Linked DNA regions of Homo sapiens: region 1 is linked to region 2. A link is a loop called in an ENCODE intact Hi-C map of the cell type or tissue named here. Cell type or tissue: K562. All regions are shown on one strand. Links, peaks and the distances in the headings refer to the core of each region. The heading gives the core; the rest is flanking DNA. Region 1 has its middle 26 kb from the start of MBNL1. Region 2 overlaps MBNL1 (muscleblind like splicing regulator 1).

What was found. Peaks named below come from ENCODE experiments on the same cell type or tissue, not always from the same donor. Only the 100,000 strongest peaks of a DNase experiment are listed, where the experiment ranks them.
Region 1: it touches region 2 in a loop (4-fold over the local background); 2 of 110 quality-filtered maps call a loop at or near these places.

What each region holds. Positions count from the first base shown.
Region 1 is chr3:152,238,478-152,246,826 of GRCh38, forward strand. It overlaps a transcript of MBNL1 not described here. Among named protein-coding and RNA genes, the nearest start is that of MBNL1, 26 kb to the right of the region's middle. RefSeq lists enhancers at 5,029-5,088, 5,219-5,348. In K562, for the core only: no CTCF peak of the experiment used is centred there; DNase peaks (open chromatin) are centred at 2,846, 4,994 and 5,884; H3K4me3 peaks cover 3,445 bases.
Region 2 is chr3:152,315,106-152,323,454 of GRCh38, forward strand. All of the region lies in intron 2 of MBNL1 (muscleblind like splicing regulator 1), which reads left to right. Among named protein-coding and RNA genes, the nearest start is that of MBNL1-AS1, 50 kb to the left of the region's middle. In K562, for the core only: a CTCF peak has its summit at 5,196; a DNase peak (open chromatin) is centred at 5,356.

The DNA.
Region 1 (8,349 bases), core at 201-8,200, 77 kb before region 2:
AATTCTCTCTTCTCTATATCATGCTGATCCATCCATTAGCCAAAGTTAGCTGGAATTTATTTGTATTCCCAGTCCCTATCATAACTCCCTACATATAGCAGATACAAAGTATTGAATGAATGACTCTCCATAAATCTCCTATATTCCTAGTTTTTTAAAGTTCATTTTTCTTAGTAAACACAATCAATGTAATATAAATGTACAACTAGATGTGATTTGTTAACCTTTGCTATGTTTTCAAATAAATATATTCAAAAATTAGAAGAATATTTTTGTCCAACTATTCATTCACAAATTAGGTTTGAAAATGCTCATCACCATCGTTCTCAGGAAACACGGTCTTCTTGGCCCTGTACCTATGATATTCAATTAATCCTCACAGTACCCCAGTGGAGTTAGTATTATCATCCACTTTTATATGTAAGGAAACTAAGGGTCAGAGATACTTGAAAATAATCAGACTATGCTATCCTCTTCAATTCTTTAACTGCATGTTAAAGAATTTAAATATTTAAATTTATGTTAAGATAAATATAAATATAAATGTTAACATAAATATTTATTTATTTATGTTAAAGAATGTTAAAATATTTAAGCCATTCTCTTAATAAGTAAAAAACAAAATCAGTGAACCAGAAATATTTCTGTCACCACTGAGCTATGAAAAGAGCAGTTGAAATATTGCTACTTCAGTAGTTTTAAAGTGGCCATGAAAATATACCTTGAGAAAGAAATAGTGGTTAAAACCATAAATATATTTATTTTATTTTACTTGAAATCTGTTTCCAGGGACATATGCACAGATGCTTATTTTCTTCTATGTGATAGGCGCATAATAGCAAAATTTACAAAAAAAGAAGAAAAAGAAGAAGAAAGCCGATTTAGGATTAAAATGGTAAATGCAAATGAAAATAATGGGAAATACGAAAACTTTAATATTTTTCTAATCTGCATGGTTTTTGAAATTTCTTTGGAAGGGTATTTTGAAAGTTCTAAATGCAAAATGTGATTATTACTATATTGTTACCTTTATCAAAATATCCTTTCATAAGAAAATAGTGCCCGAATTGTATTTAAAAAGAAGGTATTTTTGTGTATTAGATATATTAATCATAAACTATTTTTAATGCAATATATGATGTAACATGTTCATATATATTATAAACTCCTAACACATGTTTAAATGTATTTTTTCTTGCAATTATGTACTGCTTGGCACATAGAAGAAACTAACAATGTGTTGACTGAGTTTATTCCAAATGCTAGTAATAACTCAATAGCAATAAGCACTACTAAGGTTTAGATGGTGATCTCAAAAATCCCTGTCTACCAAAAGCAACGAAGGTTCTTTAGAGAAATGGGTGATTTCAGTTCTGGGGCAAGAAATACACAAAATGAACCTGGCTATCTTGTGCCAGAAATCAAAGACATTATCAGAGAATATTAGGGTCATCTCAAGAGGTTACCATAGCCAGCATGAAAAGCCCTAAAATGGAGGATGGGGAGAATGGACCATCACCAAAAAAGAAAAATTATTGCAATGCATTCAAACAGAATGTACTTATAATCCTACATATCAATAAAAAGCTGACAATTATGCAATAAAGAAATGTTTGGTCCTGGTAGTAGGTGATCAGGTAAAAAAAATAATAATGAGATAAAATAAAAAGAAAAGTTTGGAATGAATTAACAGGTAGTTCACAAAACTGGAATTGTAAAGGAGGATACAACATTAATATGTGTTCAATATCCACAGTAATCAGGGAAAAGCAAAATAAAAATATTAAGACTCCATTTTCTTGTCCATCAGATTGGCAAATCTTTAAAAGTTTAATTAAAGCAAATACTGGCAATCGCATAAAAAAACAGGAAATGTTGGAGATTAAACCTTTTTTGACTGGGCCATTTGGCAGTGACAATTAACATTTTAAATGTATATGCCTTCTGACCTAACAATTCTACTTTCCTGTATCTACCTCACATAAAGACTTGTACTACTTTTAGAGAGATATTTAAAATGCTCAACTGATCACATTATTTTTAGCTGTGAAGAGTAACACAAATTCAATCAGTGAGGGAATTAGATATATATGAATCAGTTCAAAAGTATGTCTTGGGATACCTTCAAGCCATATTAAGCTTTTTAAAAGTCCCAGTGAAGAACATACAGTGTGATGTTATTTACATTAAAACCCCACAAAATTATTTAACTCCTTATGTGTCTTACAGGTAATTATACAGGAAATAGTTAAGCAAGTATACACATCAAACTGATAGTATTACTTATTTCTAGGGAGAAGAATCATGTTAGAGGGAATTAAAATGGACTTTTGCTTTAACTGTATTTTTAATACTATAAACATAAGAAAGTGTTTAAGTAGTCTTTGTTTTATACTTCCAGTAACCGTATTAGGTGGTCATTTAAGGCCCCATTTACAGGTGAGGAAATAGGGCTCAAAAATGTTGCCTGACCTGCTGAAGTTTAAACAATAGTAGAATTGAAAAATTAATTGAGGCTTATCTTAGGGCCTCTATGCAGACTCTTTTCTGTACATTGCAAGTAGAAATGATTTTATATTTTGCATTGGTGAAAACTTTTCTAGGGAGATAACTGGGTTGGAAACAGAGATTTGGGAGCAATCAGTATTTGCCAGTTAAAACCATGCAAGGATAGTGAGATTGTCGGGTAAGGAGAGCAAGCCCAGGACAGAATCCTGAGAAGTGGCAACATTTACTAGAGGAGCAGAGTTTAAAGACTCATAAATAAATCAGAGAAGTTGCCACATAATCAGAAGGTGAGAGTGAAGTCAAGAGCTGAAAGACAGATAACATTTCCTGGAGGAGGAAGTGGTCAACATTGGCATGTGCTGAAAACAGGTCAAGTAAGAGGGCTTTTGGATTTTGGATTTGGTAACAGGGAGATCACTGGTGATTTTGGCAAGAGTCTTGATAAATAGGAGGAAGCAGAAACCCATGCAGGAGGAAGAAATGTGAGAAAGATAGGTGGACTTAGTATGGTGGGTCCTCAAAAAGTATAAAATTACAGTATGATTCAATTCCACTTCTGGGTGTATATACAAAAAAAATGAAAGCAAAGATTCAAACAGATATTTGCACACCCATGTTTATAGCAGCATTATTCTCAATAGCCAAAGATAGCAACAACTCAAGTGTCCATCATCTGATAAATAGGAAACAAATGTGGTATATACATACAATAGAATATTATTCAGCTTTAAGAAGGAAGGAAATTCTGACACATGCTGCAACTTTGATGAACCTAAGTGAAATAAGCCAGACACAAATGGACAAATGTCATATGGTTCCATTCATATGAAGTACCTAGAGTAATCACATTCATAGAGATAGAAAGTAGAATGGTGGTTGCCAGGTTGAGGGCAGGAAGGAACGTTCAGTTATTGTTTAATAGGTACAGAGTTTCAGTCTAGAAGAATGAGAAAGTTCTGGAGATAGATGGTGGTGATGGTTGCCTAACAGTGTGAATGTACTTAATGCCTCTGAACTGTACATTTAAAAATGGTTCAAATGGTAAATTTTGTTAAATATATTCTACCATACACACATACAAAAAAGATATAAGGGCTCAAGTCAATGTGGGCAACTTTCTCAAAAAGTTCTGATGAAGAAAAAGAAAGTAATATGACAAGTCAGTCAGAGGAGGAATTTTTAATAGGGAAGAAACTTGAGCATATTTATCAGCCTGGAAGGGATCATTAGAGAAGAAGAGAAGTAGAGATATACATCCACTATTCAGGCAAAAGGTACACAAATATTGAGGAAATACATTAAAATTACAGCAGACATTGAGGACTATGCTTCCAGAGTGTGACTGGGTCTTTGGGGACTGATAAGCCTAGTGTTTTATATAATGATACCCAAATACAATAATATTTAAAATTTGTCTAAACACATAGAATCTAAGCAATTTTAATCACATTGACAACTTCTCTGTAGGGATTTCCTTATAAGTAGTTCACAAAGGAATTCAAATAAAATTTGATATCAATGACATACTGGGGTTTTGTTCGTTTATTTGTTTTTGTTTTTTGTGCGTTTTATGGAGGGGACAGCTTTCTGCATTTGGTTTATTTAACTTCCTGCAAACTCACATTAAGTATGAGTTTAGGTGAAATGGAAAATATTTCAGCTTCTAATCATCTCCTAATTACTCTGTTTGTTTGTTTTTGAGACGGAGTCTCACCCTATGGCCGAGGCTGGAGTGCAGTGGCAGGATCCCGGCTCACTGCAAACTCTGCCTCTCAGGTTCAAGGGATTCTCCTGCCTCAGCCTCCTGAGTAGCTGGGATTACAGGGGCCTGCCAAAGTGCCTGGCTAATTTTTGTATTTTTTTTAGTAGAGATGGGGTTTCACCATGTTGGCCAGGCTGATCTCGAACTCCTGACCTCAAGTGATCCACCCACCTCGGCCTCCCAAAGTGCTGGGATTACAGGCGTGAGCCACTGTGCCCAGTCTAAGTACTCTTTAATGCCTCTTTGGACATAAGGTTAAATAAAAAGCAAAGAGTGTGGTGCAGTGACAGCATGATAGCTTCTAAAGTCCAGAAAGTGGTTCTTGCAACATGTGGAGGTTTGCATAATTACTGTATTGCTCTTGCAATCCATCTCCTTCTTCCCCAATGAGCAAGGGAGTTTGGGAGCAACTGCCACACATAAAAAATGAAGCTACACATTGGCTTCTATTATCTGGCAACCTAAACCCATGATAAATATATTTGTATATATCCTTTTATTTGAATTTGGCAGTAGTACTTGCTTTGATCAACTTTTTTATGTCTTTTTTCAACCATTGTCCCTACTGTCCTTTAAATATTCTCATTTACTACTCCAACCTGTAAGAAACTTAGCCAGCTAAATGTTCAGTTTTGCAGGATCTGCACCTCTGCACCTGTTTTTTACTCTTGTGGCTGAAGTAGTGAAAGACCATAGTTCATGTGTAAGTAACAGTTTCAGTTTTGCAGTGCTTTATCTATATGTAACAGGCAACTATTCATGAGAAAGGAAGTTTGAGACTTGTAGGTAAAAAACCGCTACCCAAATTCCAGGAAAATGTCTGTTTACTGGAGGTTTTTTTTTTTTCTTCCTTTAATAAGATGCCTGTAGTCAGATTAGCATTTGTGTCATACTTCAAAGACTTTAAATTAATTAGACTTGTAAAAGCAAGTTAATTCCCATATATCAGCTGGACAGTTTTCTTCTGCATAGAGCAATGTTTTCTGTGATCATTGAGCCACACAGGAGATGCTTCCTTATGTAAACGAGCACTACTTAATCAAGTATAGGTTTCTTTTCTTTTCTTTTCTTTTTTGAAATGGAGTCTCACTGTGTCTCCCAGCCTGGAAAGCAATGGCCGCGATCTCAGCTCACTGCAACCTCCGCCTCCTGAGTTCAAGCGATTCTCCTGCCTCAGTCTCCTGAGTAAGTGGGATTCAGACGCCTGCCACCATGCCAGGCTAACTTTTGTATTTTTAGTAGAGACGGAGTTTCACTATGTTGGCCAGGCTGGTCTTGAACTCCTGACCTCAGGTAATCTGCCCGCTTCAGCCTCCCAAAGTGCTGGGATTACAGGCGTCAGCCACCGTGCCAGGCCAACTATAGGTTTCAATAGCTTAACTTTTCTAAAATTTGCTTACACATATAAACATGCATATACTTTAATTATATATGTGTACAGGCACCAATTATAGCCTGTTGCTGTGATTTCAAGTGTAAGCTTTATGAATAATTTTCCATGCCCCATAAAATGGATAAAGCATAATGACTGTTATTTCATAACTTCCTCTTTTGGTGGACTATCCTTTTGCAGAGGAAAAAAAATAATGTAACTAGAGAAGAGAGTTGAGCAGAGAACTGAGCTCTTTGAAGTGCTGGTAGTTTGTCTCAACCCATGAAGCAGCTTAACAAGCAACTATAACTAAGCATAGAGGTAAGAACAATTATTTGCTATTTTTCATTTTATTATTTGGATTGCTATTTATATAGCAACAATTTAAATGCTGGCCACATTACAGTGTAGATTAGATAAACCTGATAACTCTTTCAAGTAAGTAACCGACATTTTAAATAAAAAGTTTAATACATTTACAAAGCTTCAGCTTCACATACAAGCTTTTAAAAACCTGGAAAAATTTAAAGTTTTCATTGATCTCCAAATTATTTTACCTGCAAAATAAAACGTTATCTTTCTTGTGTATTTGTAATTTTGCACACAATTTAGTGCTGAAGAGGCATTTGGATTATTAACAAATTTGATAACTTTTCTTCTTTCCCAGCTCTAGATTATTTCTAATATTCTCTCACAGATATACTTTTGTTCATTTTGCATATTATTAGTTGAGCACTTTCCAGAAAAAAAAGCATTCTTACATTTGTTTTTACCCACCGTGAAAATATATTGTATCATTTAAAATATGACATTTCAGTATTATTTTTATATCATCACTTTATGATGATATTTGTTTAGAAAAATTAATTTGTAGTGTAGACAGCATGACTTAAAATTTTAAATGAAATATGCAAATCTAATTTTTAAAATGTATTGTTTTCTAAATAAGTTTAATTTGTATTTATAATGCTTAAAATATAGTAAGAATGAAAACAAAGTAAGACATTTGGTTTGATAATTGGAAATCAAACTAAACTGAAACTGATCTTATTAGTGAAATTCTAAAATAATCTAGATCCTAGAAACTTTTATTCAAATTTGCACTAATCCAGAATAATACCTACACATATTAACTGTATTTAATACAATTGTATTCATAATATAGCAATTTTTAAATCTTCCTTTTAAAAGCTGTTGGTTTCTTTATACTTTGGTAAAAACATTAAGGAGTGTTTAATACAGCTTTGAGAAGAAAAATCTGTTTAAGTGAACTACTCTGGCTATATATACATATGGAGGTTTGAAGAGTTTGCCTCTGAGCATTTTCATAATTGAATCCTTTTGAGAAAGTTTCATACATCACACATTTACCGTGTGAGATTTGGTAAGTATAAATATCCCAAGATGTATTTGAAGCTTTCTTAATTTGGTTTGAAAAAATTAGACTAATCTCATGGCTTCCAAAAAAGAAAGTCCACACTATCCCATCAATTAATAGATTTAATTTTTGATAAATTTTGGTAAATGGTGCTGTTATTACTGGTTCTAGTATGTTACCTAGTACCTAGTTGGTTTTTTGTTGGTTTGTTTTACGTATTTTCATGCACTACACCAATAAGTTGCACCAATAGTTGCTGTCTTCTTATTATAGGGAGAAGGAAAGCAGAGTGTTACTGTTACAAACTCAGATGTGAATTGTTGAATCAAATTTGACATACTTAACTCGATGAAAATTTTAAAATTAAGTTGATGGTTGTTAGAAATCCGTTACAATTGTGCTTCTTCATCTTTATCACACACTAATTAAACACAACTGCTTGTCAGGTCTAGGGGCTCAAGCCTGTAGTCCCAGCTACTTTGGAGGCTGAGGCAAGAGAATGGCTTAAGTCAGAAGATCAAGGCTGCAGTGAGCTGTGATTGCACCACTACACTCCAGCCTAAGTGACAGAGCCAGATTCTGTCTCTAAAAATATAAAAATAAAGAAACCTTAAAAATAAACACAACTACTTCCATCAGAAGTTCAAATGTCCACAATTTTAACTATGAGATATTTTGATATCATGAGCTATTAAGTGTTATATGTAGTATGGTAATATACTAAATAATGGCTAACAATCACAAGGAAACATAGCCCAAGGAGATTACAATATAAATTGGTCATAAGTGTAATTCAGAACAGCAAATGAAGGCTAAAGCAGCAGAGAAGATACTATCTTTCTGGCAAGACAGATTTGTTGTTGTTGTTGTTGTTGTCAATAATTAGTAAAGTCTGAATGAACATCCTAGTTCTAGATTATGGAAAATAAGTTTTTAAGTTGTTCTCTCTTTGATAAAATTGTCTTTACATAAGAAAAAAATGAGTGCTCATCTGAGTTTCCATGATAATATTAATGGTAAATAAATATTAACAAATATTTAATATTAATTATTTAATATTATTGTTTATTCATCATAAATATGATAAATAATTTATTACTGGAAAATTTAATTTTGGCTTCTGAGCTGTAGTATATATTTTACTGTGTTTTAGTAGATTATGTTTATGTGACATGATTGTCTAAGAAGTTTTCATTGAATCTAATAAAAATTGAGACTGGATGACTGCTGTGTATAGTATTGTAAAATTTGGTCTCTGTCTTAATAAGGCATAGTTTGATTGTGTGAAGTGGATGATCTTCTTGGGGGTCTATTAAACTATTGGGTCCA
Region 2 (8,349 bases), core at 208-8,207:
GGCTATTTCAGGCTTTTAACATGTTGTGAAACAATTAGGAGAAAGTACAGGAGGACCTCTGAGGGCAGGGAACATAAAATTTGTTTTCAGCTTTTTCGCAGTTGCCAAAAATGGTGCCGTAAGGCTTTCCTGGAATTAAGTAGTCAGTTGGTATTTGGTTAGCAGATGCTTTGTAAAACCTAATATATTCCCACTATATTTCCTTTAAAAATCAAGGGGGGGTTAACACCTTTAGATTGTCATGTTTTATTGAGAAAAATCCACTTCTCTGAAACTCCCTATTACTGGATATAAGAAAAAATAACAAGCAAGATGTGTTGTGTATGTTGGTGCCCACATTTTGGAGGAAATTACAGAGATAGAAAATTAAGCTAAATTATTAAGAATCTGATGAGTTCTTTTTGCTTACTACAGTTTTGTTTCGTATTTGATAAAAAAATTTCCATGTAATAACATTTAAGATAAAGCCAGTATTATTTTCTTTGACATTATTTTGCAGTTTGAATTTTCTAAGCTTTAGACAATTCACACTTAATGTAAAAAAAAAAATTAACCTTCAGAATGAGATCATGGTGCCATGGTTCTCTAATGAATGTTACCTTTTGTTTTAGCAGCTCAGTTGGCTCTAATCCATGGAAAAGTTTTTATTTCCCATCAGCTCCAAAGTAGGAGCCAAACCAAAGTTTAAAGAAACGTTTTCCAGCAGACAAGTTTCTACAGATAATAGTGAAAGCGTGTGAACACACACACACACACACACACTCTCTCTCTCTCTCTCTCTCACTCCTCTCTCTCTCACACACATATGCGCGCGCACACACCCACACGTCTTATGGAAATATTAAATCAGGAAGAATTTCTGAAGTTCTCATAATAAAAATAACTGTAATATTAATAAAGTACTCCTTATCAGTTATTTCTCGTCACATTGTGGCCCCAAGGGTTTGCTTGACTTTTCAAAATGTATTTGCTTCAGGATAAATTGAAGAAGTACCACTCTCTCCCTGTATTAATACCTTTCAGGGCTTTTGATCTGTAACCTCTTGTCACCTCTGGTTTATCTGGCTTAGCATATGAATTTTGAAGAATGAGGGAGCATAAACAATTATGACTGCCTTTTAAAAAATGCACGTTAAACCTGCGGCCTCAAACTTGTCAGTTCTGAACTTTAACAGTAGAAAAGTGAAAACTCAGCGTTGAAAGTAGAGAGTGTAAGAGATTTTGCCAGTTGGACCACTTTGCTGCAAATACCTATTAGACCCAAACCTTTCTTTTGCCTAGTGATCAGCTATACTAATAGCAAGATCCACTTAATTCCATGTGAGTCAACAGCTTGCATGGCATGCCCACTGTGTGCAAATAGCTTCTCAGGTACTTTTCCAAGCGTCCTGCCTGCACAAAGCAGAAGAGACTTGGAATATATTTATTTATTCTCTCACCCCACTGCTTGCTCTATCACCTAGACCTTCATGCTCCATCACCTAGTCCTGCTTGCTCCATCACCTAGTTGGAATTTCTAAATCAACAGACATGGGCAGATATATATTTTAAAAGCTGTGTGCCTCTGATTAACAACCATTCCTTTAATACTGCTGAGAGGTTCTGGGAACATAGTATTTTTGCCATGACTTCTCAATCTATAGAGAAGATGTATTTATCTCCTAAGGATAAAACCATCTGGAAATTTTCACATGCTCCAGACTTTCAGATAGAGCTGGCTTTGCCTTCTCTTTTTCTTCCTCCTCTTCCTTCTTTTTCTTCTTTTATTTATTTATTTATTTTGCTTTGCTTATTAAAACTATGGATGAATTTTTAAAAAGATTAAGAAGATAAAATAACCTTCTCACCTGCTTAGTAATTTCTTATTCATAGTTAGAAGGTACAGTAACTGTTTCATAACTGTCCCCATTAAATTTCTGATTCAAAAAATATATATTTTTCTTTATAAATACCGTTTCCTATGATTTTTGGTCCCTAAAAAGCAAACAAAAAAAAGCTACTTGATGGTACCTTGGTTGTAGTTAGCAGGTCTCCATTTTCTACAGATCTTCCATTCTGCTTTATTAACTTCCTTTATTAATGACAAATCAGCCAGTTGATAAAATAATGTGTTAACTTTTAAAAGATTCTTATAAATTTATGTGGAGTTCTGTGACTACCTGATATGACTTTGTGACTATTTTAGTTGTATAAAGAATTTCAAATTATTTATTCCTTTAAAAAAATTTTTTTTTCAGAGACAGTCTCACTGTCACTCAGGCTGGAGTGCAGTGGCGCAATCTTAGCTCACTGCAACTTCCACTTCCTGGGTTTAAGTGATTCTCCCGCCTCAATCTCCTGAGTATCTGGGATTACAGGCATGCACCACCATGCCGGGCTAATTTTTGTATTTTTTGTATAGATGAGGTTTCAGCATGTTACCCAGGCTGGCCTTGAAATCCTGAGCTCAAGCGATCCACCCACCTTGGCCTCTGAAAGTGTTGGGATTACAGGCGTGAGCCACCGTGCCTGGCCTATTTTTTGTTTTATTTTTTTAATCTTGAAATAACTCCACAGTTATCTCCAAGTAAGTCTAATATCTTCTCTTTGAATTTCTAACTGATTCTTATTTATAAACCCATAGAATCTGTAAACCCACAAACAAATGATTCTTCATCGATCAAGTTCTGTTTTCAAATAGATGTTCAACGAGATGTTCAAAAAGACGATAAAGGATACATTGTAACCTAAGGACTTTATTTCGTTCATTTGGTCATTTACCTTTTAATTGTAGTGGACTTAAATGTATACAGATTTTCATGTACAACAAGTAGTATCCTTTAGCTGCAACAAATGAATAGATTAGCCTATGTGAATATAGTTTTGCAAAATATTAATGTATGAAAGTAGTCCTAAGACTGCAAGTACTGTTGCTTTAGAACTTCATGCATAAATTGGGTGTGTTGTTACAGGATACAGAGAAAATTGATGGTCAACCTTAGCCTGTAGTATATTTTGACAGTGTGAATGAGTCAAGCAAGCAATTTTCCAGACTGTTTAATGGTACAAAGGAAAGGGCTGCTAAGGAAGTCATTCTTATGACTAGCTGAAAAATATTTTTCTTAGTGACTGTTCTAGAGAAAAACAGGTCACCGTTGGAAGAAAAAAGCAGTCTCACGTTACAAGCATTTTGAAAGTGGTTTGATCATTAAAATGTATTTATCTTACGACAAAACTTAAAACGGATACTGCTTACTATATTTGCAATGTCTTGAAACTCAACAAGAAATTATGTAGCATCATTACAAGTTTTAATTCATGGTAGAATTTTGGAGATTATATTTATTGAGCTATGTTTTTTATTTCATTAGTACAAATAAAACTGCATTTTATTTGTTCTAATGATAAAATGTTTTAAGTTTATAAAATTACTGCAAATGTATTCCACTGTGTGGTTCTAAACTGCATTTGAATTAAAATAGGACTTGATTGATGGAGAATCATTTGTTTGTGGGTTTACAGATTCTCTTCTAGGTAGTTTGAAAAGATTCATTGTCCAGCAGCAACTGTTCACCCAGAGACATAGTGCTTAGCATGAGCTTGATGGATTCAAACCACTGGGTTTATCATTACTACATAGATCTTTGAAAAGACAGGCTGCAAATCTTGTTTCTAAGCTGTGACTAGCTATTATTATGTCAATTTGAAGAACAGAAGTAAAATCAATCCAGATTCAAAAAAAGACACTCTACAGGCATTCACAGACTGCAACCAGTTCAAATTGTAATATCCTGCCTATTTAAAGTCCCCTGATTATTATGATTATTCAATATCATGTTAATATTTAAAACTTGGAATACAACCTACTAACCTTATTTTTATTTGTACTACTGGAAGTTCCTCTAGCATTTTTGAAGTAGCTTGGAAAAAAATTGAGATTCAGTTGTGGTTCTACTTACATTTTTACTAGAGTAAGTTGGAGAGACAAATCAGTGAGTAGTCAAGTCTTCATATAATCAAAGCTTTTAAAATATGATAACAAAAACTTCAGGTGTTAGATTTAGCTTCACGGAAAACCTTTTTTTGGGGGGCCTAAGTTTAAAATGTGTTTTTTCTTTGCATTTTAAAAGATTGCTTGTGCAGTGTTCAATGGTTTTGTTTAGCATTTAGAGATGATTTTTTCCTTTGTCACTTTCCACATTGAACTCTGCTGATTTAGTGTGTTAGAATTGCCATCAGAAGAGTCCTTAGAAATGATGTCATGCAGTTCATTAGTTTTACAGATAGGGAACCAAGGAGTGGTGAGGTTAGGGTTTAATCATATCCATAAAGATCTTGAGGTCATTAGGACCCTTTAAATGTGACTAGTTAAATCACAGCAAAAACTAGAATATATTGTCTTCATTTCAGGAAAATGGCATCATTGACACACCTGACAGATGAAAACTGCTATTAAGGTCGAGTCCAAGTGACAAAACTTTCTTGACTGTTCTGAGGCCTTGGTTACGGTGGCATTAAAGTTCTATACTGTTTTTTTTTTTTTTTTTTTTTTTTTGGCTGGACAACAGACTCTCCAAAAAAATGCATGTGTATACATTATGCTTATTATAAAATTTACTAATAAAATGACATGGAAGACAATTAAAATTATAATAAAATATACAATGCTCAACATTTAAATTCTATATGGCCAATTGATTCTTACAGAATGCCTTTTTGATTTTTGTCCAACTCTTGCATCTGTAGTCAACCTGTGGTCGCAATTGACAGAAGAGTTTAATTCTTTCTTTGTGCTCTTACTCCTGGGTCCCTCATTGTACAGTGATCATCAAATGCAACATCCTTCATGAAAATGAATAGCTTCACTTTTTGGCATTTCCTTCCTTTTTATGTGTCATAGAATACACTACATTATTCTTGATTTTACAGTTAATTTGTAAATTGTTTCTAACCCCCACTAGTTTATAAACTCCTTAAGAATGAGAAGCTTGCATTAATCACTTCTATATATATAGTGTTTTGAATATCCTTGGCATTCATTAAATGTTTAGTGAATTGAATGCGATGTTTCTTCCAGACTATGACCAATAATTGTGAGAAGATTTTATGTGTTTTTAAATTCAACTTTAGAGAATTTCTTTTTGTGTAATAGGACATTTGTTGGACAGCAACATGTAATTACTCATAAAATGTTTCTCTGCGGAGTCCAGCATCCTTCATTTGTGATAGGACTCATCCAGTTAAATTGCTCAGGCACTATAATGGACTATTTATGTTCTGTTGATGTAAATTTCTAGAACAGGCCTTTCCCTGGACTCATGCCATGTTTTGTATGTTATCTTGTGCAGGCAGCACATGGGGACCTAGTCAGGCTTCCTGATATGATAGCTGTATATACAGCCCATGTCTCAGAGGGGAATGATAAATTGGCCTGTGCAGTGACACAATACACAGTTATTTTGGTGACAGTATTAACTCTCTTTTCATAAGGGTGCTTTGTTGGAAAACTATTCAGCTTAACACAGAATATTTAGCTTTCAAAGGTTGCATAGGGAGAAATGATACTGCCAGGATAGAAACATTATCAGTTTTTTCTTTCTTTTTTTTTTTTTTTAATCTTTTTTGACTCTACCGAGAATATTGAAAAGAGTTTTGATTAGTATTGGTGTTTATTACGAGAGGAACATTCTGGGAACCAGACTATTAGTATAATTATTATTGTTTTTATTATCAAACTAATAGCACTAACAAGGACATACGGTATTTGTCAAGGGATTCCTATATCTCTGTTACACCTAAATTTCTCTATACTCTAATTTTAGAAAAAAAGTTTTGTCTTCCAACTGTGAATACTTTATAGTGTTGCAACTTCTGCTTCTAATCTTTAATCTGAAGTAGAAAAGAGAATCCAAGCTTCCAAGAAGTATGTCTCTAGACTCTGCCACTTATTAACTTGCTCCTTATTTTTTCTCTCCAACAATTATTTTAAGATCTGTATGATATAAGCTATTTTTAGAAGAACTGAAAAGTTCTAGAGAGTAAAAAAATGTTCCAGATTGTGTGTTGGTGCCAGTAGTACTGACAATTAAATATTTGATTGAGGAGAAACCTACATTTATCCACTTTGAAGAGGATCATCAGGGGAGTTAAAAATTTAGTACTTCAGGCTCATTAAGAGTTAGAATAGAGTAATTATGTAGCTGGTAACAAATGCTACAATCACCACTTGAGCATTGTGATATGTTACTCATTGAGACTTACTGGCCTTCTTCAGGGAACTTCAGATTTTATAAAAGTCATTTGCTTAGAGAGTAAAGTTCTGCTAATCCATTATTTTAGTTCTGTCATCTTTTTCTGCAAATAGGGTGAGTTTTCCGAGAGGGTAAGTCCCTGGTAATAATCTTAAAAATGATACAACTTTACAGAATATCTCCCCTTGCCATGAAGCAATACTTAATGTCTTGAACAGTGAGCCTCTTGTTCATGCAGCATTTAAAAGAGATGAGTGTAGAGGTCTTCCTTCTACATTCATTTTATTCGTTAGTAATTGAGAAGCAGGTCTAATTTTCTAATCTTGCAAGTTGGGAAATTATTAAAATGCTCAAGAGACAGTAGATCAAGCCTGGTGTCCCTTTCTCCATCAAATTTTAAAGGATTTTTTTTTCCTCAGTAATTCTGCCTTTGTGTATTTCCAATCTTGCTTCCTATTTGCATTGCACACAGTGGCATGTCAATTTCAAAAGAAAATGTATTCAGATCTACTTTCAAACTAACTGAAAGAGATAGTGGTATTTATTTTATCCTGAGGTTTTGTTGTTGTTGTTATGGTTGTTCTTTGTTTTTTAAATCTGGACATATCAGTAATCTCCTAAGAGAATCTATTCCAAACACAGAGACTGTTTATTCTTGTTTTAGATACTGTTTTAAAAGCCAGGTTATGTTATTATAGTATAGATATTTTAAAAAATAATGAAAACAGAGTTTTTTTAACCATATTTTTGTACTGCATAAAAATGCAGTGACAAGAGAAAAACATTAGAACTCTGTCATACTCCTAATATAGACCATTGCTGTTAGGTTTCTAACTCCATGTTCCCTGTCTGGAAGCTTTATAAGGCCGTGCCTTAGTCTTCTTAAGCCTAACACATTGTAGCCTTCCAATAAATATTACTTTATTTGTATTAAATTTAAAATGGAATAGAATGTGGTACATCACCAGCGTTCATAGCTCCTGACCCATGCCATAACTTTCCTTGCCCCATCCCCAAGATTAAAAAAACACAAACTATTAGACTAATTATAGTCATTACAGTTGTAAATTAGGTCATGCATTTCATTAAAAATTGACGCAGCTCCCTTTTTGAAAGGCTATGTCACGGAAATGCAAACTAGCCTTGTATATAGAACACTAAAATCATTTAACTTGAATTATTCTAATTACGATACCACAAAGATTAAAAAATACATCTATATTATCTCAGTCTGATAACTGGGCTGGGAAAAAATGTCAGTTTTGATATGTAACAAGATTGGTATGAGTTATTTTACGTGACAGTTTTATTGATTGATTTTTTTCATTTATAATCACTAATTTTGTGAGGTTTTCTCCCCTGCAGCAGTGGACTGAAAAAGTTAACATTTTTCTGGCATTTTTTAAGCGCTAAGAGTAGAAATCAATAGTTAAATTGACCTAATAAAAGATCTGTGCATCCTACTACTGTGACAAGAAGAGCAACAGAAAGCAACATGTATAGACTCTTAACAAGGCTCAAGGCACATTTTGGATTTGTTTTGCATATGAATTTAATAAGCATGAGACAGTGCTAGTGAATTACATTTGTTTTATTGAGTCTATTTAAGCCAGGATACTGTTAAGTAATAGACTGACGGTTTGTGGGAGCCAGATTCAGTAACAGGTCAGCAACAGACTTGCCACATGCCAAAAATGGGGTTATACTGGTTTCAGTTTGCTAACTGCCTAAGTAAACTTGTGTAGAATTTGCATTTTTTGCTTTGCAATTACTGGTTACTTCTCTTTAACATTACATTTGCATTCTATGTAAAAAATAGATTTTATATTTAATTCAAAATTTATCCAAATGTACTTACTCATTGGACATTATTTTTAAATGATAAAGGAACTTAAAAAAGTGATAGGATCAATATAGTAATAATTCTAACTCCCTTTTATACCCATATAAAATTCATTTAACTAGACTTATTCATTCAACAATATTGTTAAATAACCTAAAGGAATTTTTTTAAAGAAATAGTGTAAACATACAAATATGAATAATTTGAACTCCCTTTTATATAAATATATCTGTAGTCACTAACTGTAAATAATTTAAAAAATATATATGTACACAC